3 separate regions of the Mus musculus genome follow, and all the other regions are linked to region 2. Evidence: chromatin loops called from intact Hi-C (ENCODE). Cell type or tissue: heart. All regions are shown on one strand.

Evidence for each region. Hi-C counts contacts between places; a loop is a spot of excess contacts. Peaks named below come from ENCODE experiments on the same cell type or tissue, not always from the same donor. Only the 100,000 strongest peaks of a DNase experiment are listed, where the experiment ranks them.
Region 1: a loop joins it to region 2, with 2.7 times the contacts of the local background. A loop is called at or near these places in 3 of 42 quality-filtered maps.
Region 3: it touches region 2 in a loop (2.9-fold over the local background); 3 of 42 quality-filtered maps call a loop at or near these places.

The regions. Positions count from the first base shown.
Region 1 is chr14:97,827,849-97,832,848 of GRCm38, reverse strand. Dach1 (dachshund family transcription factor 1) reads left to right here. Exons shown (of 12, transcript NM_007826.3): 9 at 1,408-1,555; 10 at 4,465-4,608. Among named protein-coding and RNA genes, the nearest start is that of Gm25831, 140 kb to the left of the region's middle. In heart, a CTCF peak has its summit at 2,782 (motif pointing right); no DNase peak of the experiment used is centred here.
Region 2 is chr14:98,166,163-98,171,162 of GRCm38, reverse strand. Dach1 (dachshund family transcription factor 1) reads left to right here and starts at 1,398. Exons shown (of 12, transcript NM_007826.3): 1 at 1,398-2,680. The coding sequence starts at 1,854. It overlaps Gm33583 (a long non-coding RNA gene), which reads right to left and starts at 1,259. Exons shown (of 2, transcript XR_003951195.1): 1 at 1,197-1,259. In heart, CTCF peaks have their summits at 2,120 and 3,803; DNase peaks (open chromatin) are centred at 1,262, 2,872, 3,252, 3,802 and 1 weaker place; H3K4me3 peaks cover 4,469 bases; H3K27ac peaks cover 3,625 bases.
Region 3 is chr14:99,020,079-99,025,078 of GRCm38, reverse strand. No RefSeq gene overlaps it. Among named protein-coding and RNA genes, the nearest start is that of Mzt1, 24 kb to the left of the region's middle. In heart, a CTCF peak has its summit at 2,601 (motif pointing right); no DNase peak of the experiment used is centred here; H3K4me3 peaks cover 336 bases; H3K27ac peaks cover 1,175 bases.

The sequences.
Region 1 (5,000 bases), 340 kb after region 2:
GGAAGAGGGATGATATAAACCAGTGAATACATAGATATCTAGTAATATTACTTAATTGTGAACCTAATCATAATGATCAAGAAGGGCTAACAACATCTGCATGAAGGGCATTTCTGGTTGGATGATTAGAGAAGTCTTCTGAATTGTAGCTTTAGGCAAAGGTAAAGTAAAATGGGGGTGTGAGCCGTGTGAAGTTATAGAGGGAAGAGAAAGCTTCCTCCAGCAGACACAGATAGCTTGAAGTGAGGAACACAATGAAAGACAGCTTTTGTAGGGAACAAAATAAAGGGAGGTCCTGGGGAGAAGTTGGGGAGGAAAAGGGACCTATCATCTGGCCAGAGTTCCTGTGCTCTGGGCAGGTGGATGCAGGCAGAGTTGCTAGACACTTTTCCACTCAGCCCAGGGTGAGCATGCCTGACCCACACAGCGGGGGACCCCGAGGCCATACCCTGTAGCCCTGGGGTTATTGGAGAGAGGGAATAGGGAAAGAGGTTCCCAACACTGGTGAGAGTGTTGCAGTGGATCTTGATGGAGCAGAGACACTCTGGTTTAGGAGCTTTATTGAAGAGAGAGAGGGAGAGGGAGAGGGAGAGGGAGAGGGAGAGGGAGAGGGAGAGGGAGAGGGAGAGGGAGAGGGAGAGGGAGAGAAGGCTAGAGTGAAAGAGAGAGAAAGAGGGAGAGAGGAGAGGAAAGAAGAAGACAATGAGAAAGAGGAGAGAGAAGTGAGAGAAGTGAGAGGTAAAGGAACAAAGGAGTAAGAGCAAGAGAGCAAGGTGGGGGCCTAAAAGCCCCTTTTATGGACTTTATTGTTGCTAGGTAACTGGAGAGGAGTTTAGCCTGAAGGTCAGAAGCGTGGGCCATTGCTTTTACATGACTACCTACCATGCTTCTCTTGTGCAGGTTGTGGGAGGTGGTAATTTAGGCAGGGGCCAGAGTTACAGGATCATGAGGGAACGCCTACCATGTCATGAAGGTGAATTATGACCATCAGGGTTCAGACTTCAGCTCAACTGGAGACCAGCCTGCAATTCCCTACAAGTTTTAGAGGGTGTGTCCTTGTTGGGGAATGGTTGCATGAATTTGAAGATGCTGTCAGCCTACCAGGCCACGCTGGATGGCTCCTGTAGAACTGTTGCCTGCAACTTTTCCCATTTGTATTTTATAGTATGCTTTGGTGTGACACTTATTATCTTTTTCAAAAGCTAAATAGTCTACTTCAAACCAATGAACCCACATACCATAAATACTTGTCTTTCTAAATAGTTTAATTAGACTTAGAAGGTTTTCTAGTTTGTTTTAATTGTTGTATTTATGCATTTGTGTTTGCAGGAATTGAATACATCCAAATAACTAACAAAATGGGTTTTATACCAAAATATCCTTATGCTGAATACCTTCTTTGTCCAGGGCCTCTTGAAAGTTGCCATAGACAATGCCAGAGCTCAAGAAAAGCAGGTCCAACTGGAAAAAACAGAGCTGAAGATGGATTTTTTAAGAGAAAGAGAACTAAGAGAAACACTGGAGAAGCAGCTGGCCATGGAACAAAAGAACAGAGGTACCTGGGAAAGTCCACACAATTCCAAAAGTTTAAGTGAAATATTTGACATAAAAATACTGTTCTGTGTTTGGTTGCTTACTTTAATTTTTGCTACGTTGCCTGTAACAAAGCTCAGAATAGTACTTGATTCCCAAGTCTGTTGTATTTATGAATGTTCAAAGTCCATACTATCTTCTGTTTTCTACCTCAGGATTGGGTATATCTATCCATATCATTGATCATATAGTTTTCCTTGCTTATAGGGTTTAATGAATTCATATTCCTTACGATAAGAATGGGCTCTGATAAGATGAGAACTCTGAAGAAGAATGTTGTGTTCACTCACAGTTGCTCTTTGAAAAACCTCAGGAGTTAAAGTCATAAAACTAAAATAGAAAAGACTGATTATTCAAGCAAAACAGGTTTGGTGAGATACTTATCAACTGACATGGAAGCTTGATGAATATCTGAGCAAATGACTGAAGTTAAGTGTTTGTACGATTTTCCTTCTGAATGCTTCATTTTCATTCAACAAGGTCAAGTACATAAAGTACAGATCAAAGTGAATTCTTATTGGATAAAAATAATGGCATTATTGATCTGCAAATTGTTTCTTTTACAATATTTTACTGGTCATCGATAAATAATTTTGAAGGTCATTCATATTTGTGTATTTATTTTTTACATGAATTTGACGATGACAGCCAATCTCTCCTTCGATTCAGCTACATGATTTCACAAGATCTGTAGAAAAGGTTGATTTCTCTTTCCTTAATTTTATAAGTATCCATTATAGATTCTTCAACTGTCCACCTTTCATCTTTGAGGTGGTCATTTAAAGATCATTGTTTCTGTTTTAGAATTTCCACAGTTATTGCATTAGTTGTTATAAATCAATATCTAGTAGGTTTCTGAACTCAGCTTTTTAGAGACATCATCATACATCACATAACACTCATTCAGTATATAACATGGTATAAAATAATGAGTATGCATAGATTTAAGAACTAAAATAATTCAAGCATGATAATAGATGTGTGTGAAGTGAATGAGGATGTTTGAGCAAAGAGGTGAATCTGTGGAACCATTTTTGATGAGAGAGCCATGTTTCTACCGTTTTTCTAGCCTGAAGAAGATTCATATAAGATTAAATGATAGGCCGTAGCATTTCTAAAATAACCTTTGGAGACTGGCAAGTCTAGTAAGACCAAGTTTTACCTTCAGTATTATTCCTCTAACCACTAGAGGGCAAAACATCCACAGATCACACCTTGAATCTCCTCCCATTTAATTAACTTCCAACAGTAAGCTGAAAATAATAATTATTCATACTTACCCACTATAAATGTATCTACTTATAAGTGTGTTATCCTGCAGACAACTGGTTCAATCTTATTTCAGGCAACCATATAGGAGGAAATTAAATGGTAAATGGCTCAGTGCTGCGTATTCATGTTTCATGATCATGTGCTCTTTATAAACTTGTTTCAAAACTACTAGATCTTTTCATGGATAAATACTAATATAACATTTGGAAAAAGAAACTACAAGTACAGTAAAATAAAAATATTATTTCATTCTTAAAGAAAATTAGCATTATTTTGAATCAGTGCCAATTATTTCATAGATAACAATGTAGTCAATGCCCATTAGGGGTAAAATTATTTGAGATATATGATACAAAAGCCAATGAGCTCAAGGGTTAATGGGCTGCCATCAAGGTAGACCGAATGGTGATACAAATGAGACATGGGGAATAGAAACTGAGACTAAATATTTACTAGAAGACTTTCCTACCTTTACATGCCTATTAAATATGAAATTAAGTAAATGCATTGCTCTTCAGTGGGTAGCAAGACACAGAGCCGTTTCCCTTTATAGCTCAAAGATTAAATTTGTCACAGTGATGTCAAACATCCAGAGTGCTTTTTAATTATCCAGATAGATAATTTTTAAAGAATTAACATTTGCCTCCATTTCTTCCTAAGTCCATCTACATAGGTGTAGACAGAGTAAAAACCATTTAATCTATGGATGTACATTTTGATTGTTCATATTGTTATTATTTGTTGATTAGCATTAGGCACCACTATTCTAATCATCTCATGGGAGAAAATGTATCATAACCAACTTCAGTATCATACTCTACTTTTTCATACGAAACCATGTCGTCGGTCGAACATTATAACTTCAAGGAAGATTTGATATATACTCTAACTTCAACAAAATGAAGCTATAATATGTTTCCTTGAAATATGCTATAGTATTACCCAGGAAGGAATCAATTTTAGAAAAAAATAATATTGCTGATTATGTTGATATTATAATTATGTTAAAATGACTACTTCTACATATGAATGACATAATTATGTCATTCCTCATATACATGCAATATTCTCTATTTTATAAAATCAGAAGGAATAATTATTAAAAATCTAGTTGTTGGTTTTTTTTTTCTTTTTGGTTTCTTTCAGCAGCAGTTGTAGAGGTACGGCCTCCTGAGATGAGGGACACACATACATCAGGATGCATTATTGTGTGTGCTGTATAATATGCACACAAAAATATGCACTATTGAGTGTACTCTGCAGTGAACTGATTCTAAGCAGAGACTAAGCCACAACGTTTATTTTAACAAGCTCCCTGTATCAGTGAACACAAAATTTACTGTAGTTAGTACCATCTGTTAAATTTATCTCTTCATAGGACAATTAAGCCATTCTTGTAGTTATTTAAGGGTTAAATATAGAATTGGCTTTTATGAACATATTCTTTGGGATAATTTAAGGTGAAGTTGGGACTTGGGGTTTCCTCATTGTAGCCAGACTCTGGTCTATAAGGAGAAATAAATACTATGAGGATTATTGACCATTTGTAAATCAGCATCATGACAGACCAGAAAAGTAATTTGCAGGTTTCTTTTCCAGCCATAGTTCAAAAGAGGCTAAAGAAGGAAAAGAAAGCAAAGAGAAAACTGCAGGAGGCACTAGAATTTGAGACAAAACGCCGTGAGCAAGCGGAGCAGACACTGAAACAGGCAGCTTCAGCGGACAGTCTCCGGGTCTTAAATGGTGAGAACATGCATTTTTTTTTGAATACGCAACTTTGCTTTGCATTAGAGGAAGGACAATGTTGACATGTGCTTGTGAGTGTGTATATGTCTAGGTCTCATGCGCTATTTGATAGGTGATTTGATCATTGTGTGATTTGATCTCATTATCTGGGACTTGGCATTGCTTTTCTGCTTCTCAAAATTCATTTCTACAGAAAAAGGATGCAAGATTAATCCAAGAACCCCTACTTCAGTCTATCATATGTCCAATTTTACTTTATCTATCTACACCTTCCGAAAATTCTTATAATTACCATTCTGTTAAATCTTGAAAAGAGGAGACTTACGTGGTTTTAATTCTGTATCAAGTGAACAGGTAGCTCTTGTTTTTAAAAGACAATAGGAATCAAA
Region 2 (5,000 bases):
TCACATCTTATGAAATCTTTAGACATGTGTAGACAGGTTCAATGCCTAACTACTCCAGATTCCTAGAGATATAAGCAACAAACACACAGGACCTATGCTCAAATTCTATGCTGGTCAAACATCCCGGAAAAAACATCGCTGTGCAACAAGTTAGAGAAGACAGGAGGAGAAAATGAGTGTCTTACTCCCCTCATGCAGCCCCAAACCACTATTCCCTTCTGCCTTCTGTGTTTACAAGTCAACCAGGAGGCTTAGTTTCTATTTCATTCTTTACAAACACATTCTCACTGAGAAAGCAAAAACGAAGTTCCCAAAACATAGCAGGACTTTCCAAATATGAAAGGAACCCAATAATTATTGTGTGACTTAAATAACACACTTTCGACTCTCCTCGGGTACTGAAGGAGAAATGAGAGTTGATTACTGTGCAAGACCAGGTGAATTAATTAGAGTTTTGGGTAAGAAACATCAGTGTGTTTTTGTATTCTACTTTCTAATCTTCAAGGACAGCTGATCTCTTTAGAAATTTCTAGATAAAGAAGTCATCCCTGACCAATCTCTGGAGGTGAAAGGGAAGTTGTTTTAATCCACTGTATCCCTGTCTACTAGGATCAGGAGCACCCATTATTCTTAAGTGACTTTCTTCCCGCAGCTTGAAAACTCTTCTTTATCTTTATATAAACATTTTTGATATAGAAAAAAAACCCGTCAGATACACAAAATAGTCCACACTGCTTACATGTGAATTTTCCTATAATAATAATAATAATAATAATAATAATAATAATAATAATAATAATAATAATAATAATTGCCCAACAGTCATGAGCTGGGGATGTTTCCTTTTGTAACTGCTTGCACAAATGCCCCGCGCGCGCGTGTGTGTGTGTGTGTGTGTGTGTGTGTGTGAACCTAAATCCTTGAAGGTGAGCTGGCAGCGGCACCGCCGCTCTTTCAGTCATGAGGCGTTTGCTCAGAACCTTTTTGGGGTGGGTGGGTGGGTGGGAGCTAAGAGTCTTCTCCTTCAAAGCCACAGAGGAGGTGGCAGGGGATGTAACGGTAGCAGCGCGAGAGAAGTAGATGACCAGCTTTCTCTCCCTCTCTCTGAGCACCACTCTTGGGCCCCGGCTTTTCTAGGGCTTTCCTCCCACCCTTTTCCTCCGTACCCTCCCCCCCCACTCCCGTTTTCTACCCACCCCCTTTCCTCGGTCTCGCGCTCTTGGAGTCTGTGCTCCGAGTTCCTGGTTGGATAATTTGGGTTAATACTAGTGAGTGAGGTTTTCGCGGCTTCAAAGGGTATTTCAAGTATCCGGAGCTCCTCCCCTCCGCACCGTGTGACAACAACAACTCGTCCAGCCGGCAGCCTGCACTTTCAGCTCATTTTCTCTCTGTCATTCCCCTCTCAATCTTTGATCAATGTACTTGCCAGGGAGAACCCAAGTCCCTCAACCCTCCTCCTTTTCACCTTCATCCTTAACTTTGTGCTAGAGCGGGACCCACACACCACCAGCCGACCCTCCCCGCCCCACCCCCGCCTCTCCCCCCCCAAGAGCAGCCCGCGATCCCAGCCCCGAGAGAGGACTCGCATTTCGACTTGCGGGACACTTTTGTGCGTTTCTCTCTCGAGCGCCTCTCGCGCTCGCCCCTCCTGCGCTCGCTCTTTCTTAACCTCACCTCCTTTTTCTCCTCTTCTCTCCCTCTCTCCAACTAAGGTTCCTTCCTAGAGTGCTTGTTGTCTCTGCCCCCCCCCCCACCTCGATCCTTGTCCCCCTTTCTCCCCCTTCCCCTTTGGGGGGTGTGTGGCAACTTTTCCCCCTCGCTTCTCCTCCTTCTGTTTCCCCTTATATGTGACCATGGCAGTGCCGGCGGCTTTGATCCCTCCGACCCAGCTGGTCCCCCCTCAACCCCCGATCTCTACTTCTGCTTCCTCCTCGGGCACCACCACCTCCACCTCCTCGGCGACCTCGTCTCCGGCTCCATCCATCGGACCCCCGGCGTCGTCTGGGCCAACTCTGTTCCGGCCGGAGCCCATTGCCTCTTCTGCTTCTTCTTCAGCCGCGGCCACAGTCACCTCTCCTGGTGGCGGCGGCGGCGGCAGCGGAGGCGGCGGTGGCAGCGGCGGCAACGGAGGCGGCGGCGGGAGCAACTGCAACCCCAGCCTGGCGGCCGGGAGCAGCGGCGGCGGCGTTAGCGCTGGCGGCGGCGGCGCCTCCAGCACCCCCATCACCGCGAGCACCGGCAGCAGCAGCAGTAGCAGCAGCAGCAGCAGCAGTAGCAGCAGCAGCAGCAGTAGCAGCAGCAGCAGCAGTAGCAGCAGCAGCTGCGGCCCCCTCCCTGGGAAACCCGTGTACTCAACCCCGTCCCCAGTGGAAAACACCCCCCAGAATAATGAGTGCAAAATGGTGGATCTGAGAGGGGCCAAAGTGGCTTCCTTTACGGTGGAGGGCTGCGAGCTGATCTGCCTGCCCCAGGCTTTCGACCTGTTCCTGAAGCACTTGGTGGGGGGCTTGCACACCGTCTACACCAAGCTGAAGCGGTTGGAGATCACGCCGGTGGTGTGCAATGTGGAACAGGTTCGCATCCTGAGGGGACTGGGGGCCATCCAGCCCGGAGTGAACCGCTGCAAACTCATCTCCAGGAAGGACTTCGAGACCCTCTACAATGACTGCACCAACGCCAGGTAAAGAGCGGAGGGGAAACCTTCTGTCGCCCTGGTCCTTTCCCACCCTCCTCCTCGCCCTTCCCCTGCTCCCTTCCCGGCGCCGCCCGCTCAGCGCGTCCGCGAGCTGCGCGCCCTGGCGAGCACGGCCCTCTCCTGTCGGTCCCCGGGGCTAGTCTCCTTCGCCCGACCTCCTGGGCAAGTTCGCACTGCTCGCGGCCTGATCCGTGCCGGCCGGGTGTTCCTGATGCTTCCTAGGGCATTCGGGCTAGGCTGCCGCTGAGCTTGGGATGCAGAGTGGGGAACCAGAGGAAGGTGCCTTCCCAGGAGTCACAGCCCCTTCCCGGGCGCGCTGGTGACCTGCACCCGTTCCGGACACTACTGCCTGAGTGTGCACTCCTGGGACCTGGGTTCCTCCAAGAAGCCTCTGGGCACCTCTGGGATAGGAGGGAGGTCGTGACCCTGATCCTGCAGGGCTCCGAAGCTGAGGGATGCGCTCTGGGATAGGGGGGCTCCTCTAGTAAGAAAAGAGGGTGGGCTGGCAGCTGAGAGCGGCGCTGAGAAGTCAGCACCGGAACAGTACCGGGCGCTGAGAGGAGCAGGGGTAATCTGAGAGTTCAACCAAAGAGTTCAGCCCCACATCCCAGAGGGAAGCCTGTGTAGGGGAGGGGTTTGTGTGTGCGCGGATGTGTGTGTTTGTGTCTCCCTATCTGTGTGTGTGTGTGTGTGTGTGTGTGTGCGTGTGTGTACGCGCGCGCGCGCACGCGCTCGTGAAAAGAAAAAAAGAAGTACGTTTGCCCCGGGGCAAATGCGAGGGCACAAACACGTTTTGTTCTTTAGGAGATGACCTGGTGCCCCAGACTCTTGGAAGCTGAATTGGAGAGGTGGGGAAGAAAAGAAAGGGACTTGCTCGCCCTCTTTTCAAAGTGCGGATTGACCAGTCTTCGCTCTTTCTTTTTCTTTTTTCTTTCCACTTTCTTTTCTGAGTTTAGTAGCTCAGGAAAGGTGCAGGTGGTCCTTTTGCCACAGGATGCTAAGGGCTTGAATACTTCTCGCCTAGTCTTCCTTGTGCATGTGCGCCGAGGTGGCCTTGGGACAGTCCCTGACCCAACCAGTTTTATGCTAATGAACGCTCACTGGGGGAGGATCTACCGAGAGGGGGCGGGAGTGGGGCAACTTGTCAGTTTCGGGGTAGAAATGATCCAGCTGCTGGCAGAGGGATAAGTTCAGAGGTTCTGAGAGAAAGAAAGTAGAGAAAGTTGGAGATCATAAGTAGGCACTTGGGAACTGGGAGAAAAGATTCATACACACACACACACACACACACACACACACACACACACACATGCACATACGCACACTTTGGTACCTTTAAAATAAGCTTAATGGTGAGGGGAAAAAGCAGAGGCTCTTAACAGAGCTAAGGAAACTGGACAGGAGAGGTGAGAAACCAGACCCAAAGCCACCAGCAATTTCTTTGAGACTATTCCTCTGTAGGGCCTGGGAAGAGAAAGGAAAAGACCAGAACTCCATCCCAACTTAACTGACCTAGCTAGCAATTCCTTTCTGTGTTTATTTGATGTTTTGATGTTCCTGTCTTGACCTCTTATTTCAGCTGTGGTGTGTGTGTGTGTGTGTGTGTGTGTGTCCTGCTCGCACATACGTGCGCGCACACATGCTTCTACTGGATCCGGTGGGTGGCCAGATGGCATTGGGCACGGGTGGGCATGCTGATTGCTAAATGCCATTTAGTCAGATAACTGTCATTCTTGGTTGTCCAGAAGATAACATATTTGTCCAAAACCTGTCGTAAAAACTACCAGAAGCACCCAGGACATTGTTGTAGAGTCATGAACAATGCACAGTAAAACTGGAAGTCAGTTCAGACACTTGTGTTGCTGGCTGTCACACTGACTCTGTGACAAATTGAGATGCAGCTTTCCTCTTCACTAACGAAATGCCTGCTCTTCTCCCAATATCCATTGTGTTTCTCGTGCTGAATAATCAACAGTCATTTTACATATGTGCAGGCACACACTGACATGAGCACACACACACACACACACACACACACACACACACACACACACCCTGTGAGGAACTCCTTACAGTGGCTCTGTGATGTTATGATACCAAGACTTTAAATGGTAGTTTTAGTCATATAGTCGGAGGATAGTCTTAAAGTTACTTTAAAAAAAAAAGTTTTCTTTTTACTTTCTTTCCTCCTCTTTCCGGTCCCTCCAACCATCATCCTTTTCTTCCTTTGTCCATTTTTCCTTCCCAGAGGTTCCTAACAGTTCTGGAGTCTTAAGTTCCAAGGCCAAAGATCACTTAAACTCAG
Region 3 (5,000 bases), 850 kb before region 2:
CTGAAAGAGTTAGAGAAGTGGGAAAAGTCACAATAAACACCAACCAAAGAGCATACATGGGCTGTAGTAGATGTGCAGCTTGACCTTCATGTGGGTCCCGAACAACTGGAGTGGTGGATATCCCCCAAACTATTGCCTGTATGTGGGATATGTTCTTCTAGCTGGGCTGCTTTGCCTGGCCTCAGTGGGAGAGGATGGGCCTAGCCTAGCAAAGACTTGTGCCAGGGTTTGTGGGGGGGGGGGCATACCCAGGGGAACCCGCCTGCTCAGAGGAGAAGGGGAGAGGGGATGGGGGAAGGGTTGTGAGAGGGGGTGACTGGTGGAAAGGGGACAGTGAGCAGGATGTAAAATGAATAAGTAAAATAATAATAATAAATTTTTAAAAAGTAATAAATTTAGATAAGTGGCCACTACTGTATTTTTCATTTTATTCTGTTCTTTTTTTTTTTCCTATTTAACTTACATGGTATAACTTACATTATTTTATGCTGCTGACTGCTAGGACCCAGGCAAGCACCCAGAAAGCTCACGCCTTAGGAACACTGTCTCTCTTTCTGTTGTCATCAACTACTTTCATCTTGGGGTAAGGCCTGTGTGCCCTTCCCCCTTTTGTGTTGGAAGGTTGGCTAGTATTGTCTTGTGCAGGTCTTGTGCAGGCAACCGTGTTGTTGTCCCTGCATGTCCAGAAGACACTATTTTGCAGGCATCCTCCTGACCCTCTTAGAATTGTTCTATTCCCTCTTCCATAGTGTGAGCCTTGTGGGCAGAAGTTGTCTTAATAGACGTAATGCCATTTGAAACTAGGCCATTTAGTGTCACTAATTCCCTGTGCTTTGGCTAGCCATAGATCTCTACAATAGTCCCTGTCTGCCACAAAATGAAACTTCTTTGATGAGTAGTTGCTGTACCTATTTATAAGTATAAGGGGAAAGCATCTATTTTTTAAAAAGTTTTATTTTTGTGTGACCACGTGTGTGTGAGTGTGTGTCATGTGTGCAGGGGTGACAACAGAGAAGAAGGCATCAGATCCCTTCGAGTTGTAGTTATAAGCTGCCGGTCATGTGCTGGAATCCATGGGTCCTTTGGAAGCGCACGGAATGCTCTTAACCAATGAGCCATCTCTCTAGCCCCAACAATAAATATTTAAAAGGCAGTTGGATACTATAGGAGATAGTTTCTTCTGTAGGGTCTGGTTCCTCTCTAGACACAAGTTCTTGGCTAGGTTTATAGTACCAAGTCTTATTGATAAGACACTACAAGTCCAACCAGATAGCAGCTACTTACCCCTATGATAGGGCCACTATGGCACCACCATCTTCCTAGGTTGGTTATTATTGTAGTCTGCAGGATTTATAGCTGGGTAGGACTGCTGACAACTTTTCTCCTTTGGTGGCCTTCTTAGCATATTGACTCTATGAGAGCTAACTGTTAGACAGGAATACCAAACATCATTTCTGCAAGTCTTTTGAGAAAGTGATTGGTATCTTTAGCAATAAGGTCTTATCATCATATTCTAGAAAACACCCAAGAGCAATAGGAAGAGCCTAGGTGACTTTTGGGGTTTCTTCAGACTCCTCATGATGGACAACTTGAAGGGAGGGAACCCTCTCTTGACAGTGTCATCTTTATGATCGTCTATGGCTTCTGGGAGGAGCTTATTTCTTTTTACTTGATTTATTAATTGATTTATTGTATGTCTGTGTGTGTCGGTGCACGCACACACCCTTAGCACGAGTGTGGAAGGCCACAAGCACCTTTTCCCTCTGAGCCTGCTTCTCCAGCCCTGGCATTTCTTTAGAACAAGGAATTCTGACGCTTACACCCACAAATGCACAAATAGCTGTGTACTTGTGTTGTAATAGTAAATATATGCTTTAGTGGAGTTAGAGGAATTTTCTTTTCTCTTCATCTCCCCTTCCTTTTGTCTCCTCTCTCCTCCCCTCACTCCTCCACCCCTTGCGGGACTATGGGTTCACATTAGAGCTTCTTAGATGGTAGACACATCCTTTCACTGAGCAATCTCCAGCACCGACTTTGTGTTTTATTTGGGTACAGGGTCTCACTAAGTCATCCAGGTTGTTTTGTATTTACTCTGTAACCTAGGCAGACCTGGAATAGCACTCTTCCTGCCTACACTTCCTAAGAAATGCCCAGCACCACACAGCCTGTCTGTGCTTCCATTTTAAAGTTGAGAAGCCACAGTTTGAGATAGAAGCCCTCAAATCGCCTCCCTCAGAAACGTACAAGCCGCTGTTTACAGGGTAAGGGGATCTAAAGGACTAGAAGAGACCTGGGACCCTGATCAGTTTGACAGTGAATGACAAGCAGTTGCGTCAAACGATGGATGCTAATACCTTAAGGGGCGGGCAGGAGCTCCGGAGGAGTTTTAGAGGCAGCCCGAAGCAACCTGCACATTTTTCTCTAAGTCTTGCTGTTCTGGGAAGGGTTGGTTTGCCCACATGCTGTCTAGTCACAGAACAAGTCCGGGAGACAGCACACTGTTTTGCTTTCTCGCCATTTCAAACGTGCCTTTTCCACACACAATACAATTTTAAAATGTAAATTAGGCATCCTCTTAGATTTCACTTTTCCACTAGATGGCAGAAAAAGCTCTTGTAATAGAGACCACTTTGCCCTCTAATCAACTCTGAAGACATTTTTTTTAATAAAGGAAGGTGTATTTTATTTCAGTTTGAACAGTAGAATATGATTATAAGACAACTGATTATTCTATAACCAACTTAATCACATTAAGCTTCAAATTAAAAAGAAAAATTTTAAATTACTCTGTGTTTATTTAAGCATCTGTGTATCCATACATCTCAACTGAGGTATAAGAGGAGCGGCATTGGCTTTAGACAAAGTGTCATCTTCTCTATTAATGTAGACCTTTTAATAAAAGGTCTTAATTAAATGGGCTTTTCAATGCATTTTGAGATGTTTTTATATTACACATGTGTAGAATTGGGTACATAATTGAGCTAAACTCAATTGTAATATATAAGCATACAGGCAACTGCATTAATAATACAGTCATCAATAATTAATAACAATATAGACAATAATATCATGATTTTAAAAAAAGCAGTGATAAAACTAGTTATAACCTTTTTCTTTTAAAAGTGGAATAAGAATGATGTGTGCTGGGCAAATGCTACCTGAGATCAGTTGGGGCAGGCTGCTTTTCTCTAATGTATTAACAATACTAACTTTTAAATCCTGCATTTTTGAATTACTCTAACTTATCACTATTTTTAAAAAACTTATAATAAGAACACTTAACTAAACCCTTGAGTTACATAGAAGTTTTACCCTCACTGTGGTTATACATACAGCCAAAGACACAATTTTATTGTACAGACCTGCAAAGAGAAAAATGGTAAAAAGTGAGTCGGATCAGAGAGAGCTGAGAAATATCAGCATAGCTTGATGCCATACCTTCGGGTTATAAAATAGAAACTACTGCAGTCTCCTGCTTTATCTCATTTGAAATTTTTTATTTATTATTATGTAAGTGTTCGCGAATGCTCTGTGTGTGTGTGTGTGTGTGTGTGTGTGTGTGTGTGTGTGTGTGTGATGGTATACAAATGGAGGTCACATGATGTTCTAGTTTGTTTTTGGTTACTGTGATAAACATCATTACCAAAGCCCATTTCAAGTAGGAGGGAAGGGTTTATTTTGGCTTACAGGTTACAGTTCATCACCAAGGGAATCACCAAGACAAGAATGTGGAGGCAGAATGTGAAACCCAGACCATAGAGGATGCTACTCTCTGGCTTGTTTATCTGGCTTCCTCAGTTACCTATTCTATTAGTCTACTCTACTAGTCTCTCCTCAAGGCACACTTGGCTAGGGATGATACCACCCACAGTGGACTGGGCCCTCCTCTGTCAACTAGCAGTTAAGAAAATGCCCCATAGGCTTTTCCTCAGGCCAATCAGATGGAGGCAATTCTTCCCAGGCAACTCTAGCTTGTGTCAAGGTGACGAAACCAAGAACAGAGGAATCCTGTGGGACTGTTTCTCTCCTCCCACCTTCATGTAAGTGCTGGAGAACGAGCTTAAGTTACTTCCTAGGCTGGCAGCAAGGGCCTTAACCAGCTGAGCTTCACACTGCACCCAGACTGTTATTTCTGTTGTCTTACTGTCTATCTTAGAATTGACTTTCAAAAGATAAAAGGTGCACTGCTAGCAGAAGAAAGGGAAGGGAAAGGAAGGGAAGGGAAGGGAAGGGAAGGGAAGGGAAGGGAAGGGAAGGGAAGGGAAGGGAAGGGAAGGGAAGGGAAGGGAAGGGAAGGGAAGGGAAGGGAAGGGAAGGGAAGGGAAGGGAAGGGAAGGGAAGGGAAGGGAAGGGAAGGAAAGGAAAGGAAAGGAAAGGAAAGGAAAGGAAAGGAAAGGAAAGGAAAGGAAAGGAAAGGAAAGGAAAGGAAAGGAAAGGAAAGGAGAAAAACAGAAAGGAAGAGAACGAGTTGTGATAAAATTGAGTGCAGCCAATCACTTATGCAGTCCATGAATCTTTTGCTATTTGCTCCAATTCAGGCAAAAGTAGTGGGAGTGGGGGCTGTGGCTCCCTCTTGTAAACTGAGAGTGTATGAGGGAGCAGAAAATTGGGGTGAGCGGATGGGAAAAGGTAGAAACGCTGATGAGGATGATGGTGATGTTGCTGTTGTTGTGAACGCGTATGAGGTTGACCACTCGATACTGCTTCAGGGCACCTCTCCCTCAATGCTTTATGACCAGCAAAACAAGCAAACTCTAGAACATGCTAGCAATTCTCAGTCTTCAGGAGCTTGGGAAGGGTCTTCTGGTCTGAGAGGGAAGGAGGCAGTCACATCTGGAGTGACCTCCGGTGGCTTGCTCTGTGTGTGAAGTAAAGAATTTACATCCAGCCCTAGGGTTCCTAGCTTAGAAAGCTTTGTGCTATATATGTATGGCAAAGCCCTCTTGTCTTGTTGGGAACCAAGGTGAGTCAACACTTTTCAGGGAGTGATCCGCTCACAT